Linked DNA regions of Homo sapiens: region 1 is linked to region 2. A link is a loop called in an ENCODE intact Hi-C map of the cell type or tissue named here. Cell type or tissue: heart right ventricle. All regions are shown on one strand. Region 1 overlaps HIPK3 (homeodomain interacting protein kinase 3). Region 2 overlaps CD59 (CD59 molecule (CD59 blood group)).

Evidence for each region. Hi-C counts contacts between places; a loop is a spot of excess contacts. Peaks named below come from ENCODE experiments on the same cell type or tissue, not always from the same donor. Only the 100,000 strongest peaks of a DNase experiment are listed, where the experiment ranks them.
Region 1: it touches region 2 in a loop (2.6-fold over the local background); 10 of 110 quality-filtered maps call a loop at or near these places.

Annotation. Positions count from the first base shown.
Region 1 is chr11:33,264,346-33,269,345 of GRCh38, reverse strand. The region is part of intron 1 of HIPK3 (homeodomain interacting protein kinase 3); the gene reads right to left. Among named protein-coding and RNA genes, the nearest start is that of HIPK3, 9.5 kb to the right of the region's middle. In heart right ventricle, no CTCF peak of the experiment used is centred here; a DNase peak (open chromatin) is centred at 2,715; H3K27ac peaks cover 4,581 bases.
Region 2 is chr11:33,713,884-33,718,883 of GRCh38, reverse strand. It overlaps CD59 (CD59 molecule (CD59 blood group)), which reads left to right. Exons shown (of 4, transcript NM_000611.6): 3 at 1,413-1,514. Among named protein-coding and RNA genes, the nearest start is that of C11orf91, 16 kb to the right of the region's middle. In heart right ventricle, CTCF peaks have their summits at 2,482 (motif pointing left) and 3,301; no DNase peak of the experiment used is centred here; H3K27ac peaks cover 5,000 bases.

The DNA of each region.
Region 1 (5,000 bases), 450 kb after region 2:
GAGTGAAATCCCAAAGTGTGTACTGTTGGAATTAAGTCCAGAGGTAAAGGGTTGGAAATCTGGGAGAAGGTCATACCTACTGACCTTTATCAAGGAAAGCGACTCATCTGTTAGAAGTAAAAAAAGAGGCAGGAATAAAGGAGGGTTTTGAGAAGCTAAGTTTGTCGATGACATGTTCACAACTGCTTGGTCAGGTACCTGCCAAGCTATGCAATAAAGATGCTACACGTTGATTAAGGTATGTAAGTTGAGTATCATATGTCTGTATTTGACTCCTTTTATAATAGTAATATATTTGTTTTCCAACATCTATTATACACTTTAGGGAACATAAAAACAGGTAAGAGCATGGTCCCTAAACTTAAGGAACAGTTCAGATACGATTTCATATTTTTAAATGAAAGTATAACATTCCCAAAAATGTTATATATTAACTTCTAATAGGTTAGGAAGTTGAGGTATTTCATTTTCTTCCAATAGAATTAATGCAAAATCATTTCAAGCTAGATAGACCTTCAGATGTAAGATACTTTAAGGAGATTTCAGATTTTGAGATACTTTAAGGAGAAATTATAGAGTGGCCACTAGAAATAGTTTCAGAAATGCCACACTAGGCTTAGAGAAGGCAACTCATAAGGCAAACACTCCCGAAAATTTTCTGTTCAAGGCTACTGGCAATTAATCATGTCATCATACCAAACACCTTTTCATACAAGATTCTTTTTTTAATTTTTTTTTTTTTTTTTTTTTTTTTGGTGACGGAGTCTTACTCTGTTGTCCAAGGTGCAATGCAGTGGTGCAATTCTAGCTCACTGCAGCCTCTAACTCCTAGGTTCAAATGATCTTTCTGTCTCAGTCTCCCGAGTGGCTAGGACTACAGGTATGCACCACCTCACTCAGGTAATTGTATTTTTTATAGAGATGGAGTCTCACTATATACCCAGGCTGGTCTTGAACTCCTGGCTTCAAGCAATCCTCCCACTTCAGCCTCCTAAAGTGCTAGGATTACAGGCTTGAGCCACTACACCCGGCCCAGAATTCAATTTTAAATACACATGTATAAAATATCAAAATGTTGCCAAATTGTCAAATTTAATTAAGAATACTGTTTTTTGTTTGTTTGCTTATTTGTTTTTGAGATGGAGTTTCACTCATCTCCCAAGCTGGAGTGCAGTGGCACCATCTTGGCTCACTGTAACATCCGCCTCCTGGGTTCAAGCAATTCTCCTGCCTCAGGCTCCGGAGCAGCTGAGATTACAGGCGCCCACCACCACACCCGTCTGATTTTTGTATTTTTAGTAGAGATGGGGTTTCACCATGTTGGTCCGGCTGGTCTTGAACTCCTGAGCTCAGGTGGTCTGCCGGCCTCAGTCTCTCAAAATACTGGGATTAAAGGTTTGAGCCACCAAGCTTGGCCAAGAATACTGTATTATATACAATTATACTAGGAGCCAAACAATAAAATACTTGCCATTTTCACATCTCTGCTTTTAAGGACTCCAAGTTAAACACTTTTAAGTTACATAAATGAAATACAAAAATAATATTCCGGCCGGGTACGGTGGCTCATGCCTGTAATCCCAGCACTTTGGGAGGCCGAGGCGGGCGGATCACGAGGTCAGGAGATGGAGACCAGCCGGGCTAACACAGTGAAACCCCATCTCTACTAAAAATACAAAAAGATTTTAGCTGGGCGTGGTGGCGGGAGCCTAGTCCCAGCTACTCAGGAGGCCAAGGCGGGAGAAGGGCGTGAACCTGGGAGGCAGAGCTTGCAGTGAGCCGAGATCACGCCACTGCACTCCAGCCTGGGGGACAGAGCGAGACTCCGTCTCAAAAAAAAAAATAATAATAATAATAATATTCCTTTTGTGTAGTGGTTTCAAGTAAGTTACAGCTAGCAGGTTCAACATTCTTAAAAATACCTTGTAATGTGCGCCGGGCACAGTGGCTCACGCCTGTAATCCCAACACTTTGGGAGGCAAAGGTGGGCGGATCACCTGAGGTCAGGAGTTCCAAACCAGCCTGACCAACATGGTGAAACCCCGTCTCTACTAAAAATACAAAAATTAGCCGGGCGTGGTGGCAGTTGCCTGTAATCTCAAGGCTGAGGCAGGAGAATCGCTTGAACCCAGGAGGCAGAGGTTGCAGTGAGCCCAGATCGCGCCACTGCACTCTAGCCTGGGGGACAGAGCAAGACCCCGTCTCAAAAAAAAAAAACAAAAAGCTGGAAATGTTTTCGCCTTTTGTTTACTTTCCACAGGTTGGCATAGGAATGAGGTTTAAAGGGCTCTACATTCTAAATTTAGGAGAAAGGAAATATGGCTAGAAAGGGCAAGCCTAATAGAATTCCCTCAGGCAATGTGAAAACTGTACAGGTCCAGAAGAAAAAACCACGAGAAAACAAGAGAACTGTATTACTAGCCACATCTGAGAAATATGACCTTCTTTTATTTAAATTAACATACAGTTTATCTCTATAAGATACTTCAACTATAAAACTGATTAGCCTTAATGAAAACACTTGTCACAAGATAAAACTGGTAATATTTTTTTCCATCAGGACTTGGCAAAGTTTAAAAAAAAATGAATAAAGTTAAAAATTAGGGTTTTTTGGTTTTTTGTTTGTTTGTTTTTGAGATAAGGTCTCACTCTGTCTCCAAGGCTACAGTGCAGTGGCGCAATCATGGTTTACTTACTGCAGCATCGACCTCCCTGGGCTCAGGCAATCCTCCCACCTCAGCCTCTCCAATAGCTAGGACCACAAGCATGCACCACCATGCCTGAATAACTTTTGTATTTTCTTTGTTTTTCGGTAGGAAAAGGTTTCTGCATGTTGCACAAGCTGGTCTCAGACTCCTGGCCTCAAGGGATCCACCCACTTCAGCCTCCCAGAGTGCTGGGATTACAGAAGTGTTCATATTTTTCAATGACTTATTTTGATTTTACCCACTGCAAGAACAGCAGTGAATAACACACAACTTTAACATGAATGCTACTATTTTAATATCATTTATTTAAATATTTCATTTTAATAAAGTAAACAGCCTAGAAGTTTGAATGTGCTATTGTTAATCATTTTTCTTAAGCAGTGTTTTTCTAACTTAGGTGCACATATACAAATATAAAAGAAAATTTACAGTATTCAGCTAATTTCACTTATCATATACTTGCTCAAAGCTGGGACCACGTGTTAGTCTCTTCGTTCACTGCACAGTACCTTGCACTTAGTGGACGTTCAAATATATACTAGATAAAATAGGTTTGTTTTCTTTTTTTTTTTTTTTTTTGAGATGGAGTCTCACTCTGTCGCCCAGGCTCACTGCAAACTCCACCTCCCGGGTTCACGCCATTCTCCTGCCTCAGCCTCCCGAGTAGCTGGGACTACAGGTGCCCACCACCACACCCAGCTAATTTTTTTGTTTTTAGTAGAGTCTGGGTTTCACCATGTTAGCCAGGATGGTCTCGACCTCCTGACCTCATGACCCACCCGCCTCGGCCTCCCCAAGTACTGGGATTACAGGCGTGAGCCACCGTGCCCGGCCCATTTTGCTTTTTTTTTTTTTTTTTTTTTTTGAGACAAGGTCTCACTCCATCACTCAAGCTGGATTGCAGTGGTACGATCTTAGCTCACTGCAGCCTCGACCTCCTGGGCTCAAGTAATCTCGCACCTCAGCCTCCCCAGTAGCTGGGGCTACAGGTGCACACCACCATGCCCAGCTAGTTTTTGTATTTTTTGTAGAGATGGGGTTTCACCATGTTGCCCCGTCTGGTCTTGAACTCCTGTGCTCAAGCGATCCACACACCACAGCCTCCCAAAGTGCTGGGATTACAGGCATGAGCCACCGTGCCTGGCCAATAAGATAAATAGTTTTCATACAAATATTTTATCATTACCCGTCATAATAAAATTTCTATCTTTTTTGTGGCCACAGTCTGTGATCAGCTACAAAAAATATTTAAAGCACATTAAACAATGATTACAAATCCACTATTTTTGAACCCAATATTATTCTTACCTAACTTTAAAATACAAAACTACAACCAATATACTGCAGAGACATCTTACTGTCTCCATTGAAAATGTCTTATTAGAAGTTGGCCCAAAACATTCTTATTTGGCTTTGAGAATATAGCACAGCATCATAGCTATAGGTTATATAGCAGCATAACCTGTAATTTTCATTGTGATTTTATGTCACTACACCCTATTTAAACTCAATAGAAAGTGTAATAAATTACATACCTAGAGCCTTCAGAAGTATTAATTTAAGTCATTCTTTGGAAGAAATGTCTAGAAAGTCAGGTTCAGTTTTCAATGTTATCACTCTAATCTATCTCATTAACTATTTAAAACTGTAGCATTATATATCTAAAGTTGTATAGTTTACCAAACCTACCAGACTCTCTGTATTATTAAAGAGATAACATGTAATTGAAATATGCTTTTAAAAAGTTGAAACAGATTTTAAAATTGGCACTTTTAGGCCTTTATATGCCAATTTATAGGGTAGGAAATATTTAATAAGCAAAGTTATATCCTGCAAATGTTTTCAAGTTCACTATTTTGTTTTTAAAAACTCTAAAATATTTTGTATGCTTATAAATAATATACAACCAAGTAGGGGGAAGTTAAAGAATTTGAAATAAACATTTTTTGTTTTTAGCAAATCAAATACTTTCTAAAATTTCCACAGTAAAATAACTGTCTAGCCAAATACAGCCAAGTTTTTATTTTCTAGCATCCTTAAGACAATTTTCTTGGTAATCCATATTAAATCAAATATAATTTATAAAAGCTACAAAATGTTTAGGGTGAGGAGCTCGCCTCATACTCTATTGATTTCAATGCCTATCAAATCTAAACTGTTTTTTTTCCAACTAGATTAGAAATGGAAAAGTTTCTGATCTTGGAACTTGCCTGATCTTGGAGGCTAAGCAGGGTCAGACCTCATCAGTACTTGGATGGGAAAAGGTGTTCCAGCATAAACAATTACTCAAAA
Region 2 (5,000 bases):
TCTTGCTTCCTCAGTCTCTCCCCATCACACGTGTGGACTGTAACTCATCTTTTTGTTGTCACTGTTGTTACAAAAATGGAGAAGGAAAAATAACCCAGCAAAAACTGACAGCTAGCAAGGATGAGTCTTAAGAATTGACTGGGAGCAATAATTGTTTTTCAAACTAGGGAACTGGAGGCAATTTGCTTCTGATGTAAGATGACCCTCACGTTGTGTCTGCTGGTACCCAGCTGTCCTATGCCCATGGGTTTAAAGTGCACAGCTGTTGTCTTGTCTTTGACAGTGTGTACTCCTGGCATTCGGTCAGTCCCTTAGAAGGGGGTAGTTCAGTAATGATACCCTGTCCCAGAGGTTACCAAACTTTTTCTGTACAGGACCAGATAGCAATTTTTTTTTTTTTTTAAACAGAGTTTTGCTCTGTCACCCAAGCTGGAGTGCAGTGGTGCAATTGTGGCTCACTGCAACCTCTGCCTCCTGGGTTCAAGCGATTCTCCTGCCTCAGCCTCCCAAGTAGCTGGGATTATAGGTGTGCACCACCATGCCTGGCTAATTTTTTTATTTTTAGTAGAGATGGGGTTTCGCTATGTTGGCCAGGCTGGTGTCAAACTCCTGACCTCAGGTGATCCACCCTCCTCGGCTTCCCTAAGTGCTGGGATTACAGGCGTGAGCCACTGCGCCTGGCCCAGATAGTAAATATTTTAAGCTTTGCAGACCAAGAGGCAAAATCAAGGGTATTATGAGACTTACCTCAATAATAAGAAACAAAATTTTCACAGATTTTTTTATTGACAAAATTCATAACATAATTATTGAGTCCAGCATAATAATACACATCTACTAATGAGGGGAATAGAATTCTTTTTAGGGGGATAACCATTTGCTTAATTGGGGTTCAAAATTAGTGTTCCCTCGCATCAAATCAATTGCAGATGTTCATCTATTAATACTAATCTGTGATGACATTTTACATATTTCATTTTGAAAATGTATTTTCACGCAGATAGGTATTGCCAGACATTGATCATCAACCCACGAGGATGTGATTTAATTGGGCATATTCATTGCTTGGAAGACACTTATAGAATTCTGTTTGTTTCTCGGTAATTTCTTCTTAACACATCATTACATTGCAGACTAATCTCCTTCCAGTTGCAGGTTAGGAGGAAGCTTCTCAATTGCACAGTTAGATGGATATTCAAATGTGGATATTTCCTTTGTGCTTGCATCAGGGTCCAAAAAATGTTGCTGGAACTGTAGTTTGAATTTGGAAAGATATAACTGCTATACATTTGTGCGGGAGTGGAAGTATACCACAAGTTGCTGACTTTGGGCCCATATTAATGGAGATGGTGGGCTGCCAGGGGACAAGTCAGTGCTGCTTTAAGAGATCCTGACTTTCTTCCTGATTCTAGGTCATAGCCTGCAGTGCTACAACTGTCCTAACCCAACTGCTGACTGCAAAACAGCCGTCAATTGTTCATCTGATTTTGATGCGTGTCTCATTACCAAAGCTGGTAAGAGCCTCCCCTGTCTGTCTCCTAAATGTAATGGGGTAATAAGTGCCTGGGAAAAAAATTGTGCCACTGTAATCCTCATTAGGCTTGCATCAAGTAATAGCTACCATTTATTAGCGTCAGGTGTGTATTGGGCTAAGCACTTTCTTCATACATTTTAAATTTAATGTTTTGCACTTCTAAGGGTGATCTTTTATTTCCATTTGATAAATGTGGAAATGGAGGTTCAGATTAAGCAAGAAATTATGGTTAAGTAACCGACTCAGGAATTGAACATGGAAGTCCATCTGATTCCAAAGCTTGTGCTCTTTTACAGCAGCCCTGTGCTGCCTCCCAGACCTTGGAGAACCTACTGTGTGCCCAGCAGAGGGTTAGGAGCTAGGGATGCAAAGATAAAGAAAGGACACATACAATTAAAATTATGACAAAGGCCTGTTTGGCTGTCCTAAATGTCATTATATATGCCTCTGTCTCATTCCATGGGGTATCTGGTATATTCAGAGTCCTGAGGAGACTCAAGCTGAGCTCAAAGGACACGTAGGAGGTAAGAGGGCTAAGAAGGGAAGGGTGTGCCTGGGAGGGGCAACAGCAGGTGCCAGGGCTCGGTAGCCTCAGAGCAAGGTGCTCATGAATTTGGGGATGGGCAATGCTAACATGCACAAGTCCTGTCCAGTCTGCATTTTCCAAATTTGTTAGACTACAGAATATTCACCTCCATCACCCTGTTAAAATAGAGTTTAGGAAGTGGTAGACAGAGGAAAGAAACCAGCAAAGACATGCCCTCTGTTCTTGCTGGGGTGTGGTTCTGGATAGAATCGATGTGTGCAAATGATGCCAGCGAGGAATGGCAGTTTCAGAATGTTCTTAGTGTCCAAGGTAAAACCCTCAGGCTTAGATTTCTAAGAGATTAATAATAAAAACACTCCACAAGGTTATTTGTACTCTTAGACCTTCTACACCAGCTCCCCCCAGTGTCAACATCAAGAAATGGTGAACATGTCAGGTAAACTCAGAAAAGCCTTGGGACACCCACATGTTCAGAAAAACCTGAGATAAAGATGATTAACTTCCCCAGAAAGGAGAAATCCCTCAATAACTAAAGACAAATTATAGTTACCCTGTCTAAAAAAACAGGGGCATCTGATAATTTTGATATATTTAGCTGGATTTGATAAATTTGATATAGTTTAGCTGGATTGCAGCTAAAACTCCAAACCTTCCATTCAGAGCTCTTGATTCTGTAGGGCACCAGTCCCTCTGCCCCCACTGGAAGACCATATTCATTCACTGTTAATGTAGGAAGCGTAGTAAGGCCCCTAGCGAGAACATGGTCATTATGTACGAGCACAGAAGACTTGGCTCTTTAGCTTGATCAACTGTGTCTCTTGGACTCCTCACTACTAAGTATAATTAAACTAAGTATAGTTTCCAAATGAGACGATAAGGGCAATTACTATGTGTTGAATGAATATTACAGCAGCAATTAGAGCTCTGACTTCTGTCCTGCCACCAGCTAGCTCTCTCCACCTCTGTTTTTCATTTATGAAATGTATGTGTTGGACAGCAGAGGTAGGGAGGAGAGGAAAGGAGGTCAAAGCCAAGATCTTTTTCCAGCTCTTAAATCCCAAAATTTCTTATAAATGGTTAATGTAAACAAAAATGAGACACACCTATTAAAATGGCCAAACTCCAAAACTCTGACAACTCCAGATGCTGGTGAGGATGTGGAACAATGGGAACTTTGTTTTTCTGGTTTTTTTTTTCTTTTTTGAGACAAGGTCTTGCTCTGTCACCTAGGCTAGAGGGCAGTGGTGCAATCTTGGCTCACTGCAACCTCTGCCTCCAGGGTTCAAGTGATTCTCATGCCTCAGCCTCCTGAGTAATTGGGATTACAGGCATAAGCCACCATGCCCAGCTAATTTTTGTATTTTTAGTAGAGACGGGGTTTCACTATTTTGCCCAGGCTCATCTCAAACTCCTGGCCTCAAGTGATCTGCCTGCCTCGGCCTCCCAAAGTGCTGGGATTACAGGCGTGAGCTACCACGCCCAGCAGCAGTGGGAACTTTGATTCATTCCTAGTGGGAATGCAAACCAGTATAGCTACTGTGGATGACAGTTTGGTAGTTTATTACAAAACTAAAATATAACACAATATATAATACTTGATATTTTGATAATTATATACAGTATATAATATTTTATAATAAATGTGTTACTGGTTTGTGTATTTACTATATTTTTTATCATGTTAGCATGTAGTCCTTCTACTTACTAAAAAAATTAACTATAAAACAGCCTCTCGGGAGGCTGAGGCAGAAGAATTGCTTGAACCCAGGAGGCAGAGGTTGCAGTGAGCCAAGGTCGTGCCATTGTACTCTAGCCTGGGTGACAGAACAAGACTCTGTCTCTACAAAAGAAAAAAAAAAAAAAAAACAGCCTCAGCAGGCAGGTCCTTCAGGAGGTATTCCAGAAGAAGGCATTGCTCTCCTAGGACAGGACAGCCCCATGAGTATTCTTACCCCTAAGACCTTCCAGTGGGACAAGATGAAGAGGTGGAAAACAGTGATACTGATGATCCAGACCCTATGTAGGACTAGGCTAATGTGTGTGCTTGTGTCTTCATTTTTAACAAAAACAAGAAAAGTTTTTAAAAATTTTTTTAAATAAAAAAGCTTATAAAATAAGAATAGAAAGAAAATATTTTTGTGCCACTGTATAACATGTTTGTGTTTTACCCTGTTTTATTACAAAGGTAAAAACATTTACAATTAAAAAATTTCTAAAGTAAAGTGGCAGTAAACTAGGGTTGATTTTTTAAAATAAGCTTAGTGTGGACTAAATGTACAATATTTAAAACATCTACAGTAGTGTACAGCAATGTCCTAGGCCTTCACATTCGCCCACCACTCATTCACTGACTTCCAATCTCACAAGCTCCATTCACAGTAAGTGCCCTGTACAGGTGTACCATTTTTAAAATCTTTTGTGTCATATTTTTACTGTATTTTTCTATGTTTAGATATGGTCAGATACACAAATATTTACCACTGCATTACAGTTGCCTACAGTATTCAGTATAGTAACTTGCTGTACAGGTTTGTAGCCTAAGAGCAATAGGACATACCACATAGCCTGAGTGTGTACTAGGCTATTCCATGTAAGTTTGTGTAACTACACGCTATGACGTTTGCACAGAGACAGATATGATGGTGCTATACAAAGTAAGTCTAGAAGAGAGACAGGTTGGCTGCTAATTCAACCAATATTTACTGGCATCCTAGCAGTATAAACCATGGAAGTGTAAGCAAGGTTAAATGTACTTAGTCTTGAAGGAGCCTCTGATGACAGTGTCAAGTGGTCACTGCTGTAATGACGTTCTGAACAAGGGCCACATTTAAGGGTGCCTAGGACAGCTGAAGACTGTTGACTTTAGATAGACTTGAGCCGAAGTCTTCAAAAAGAGTGAGGAGGAGAAAACCTGTAACA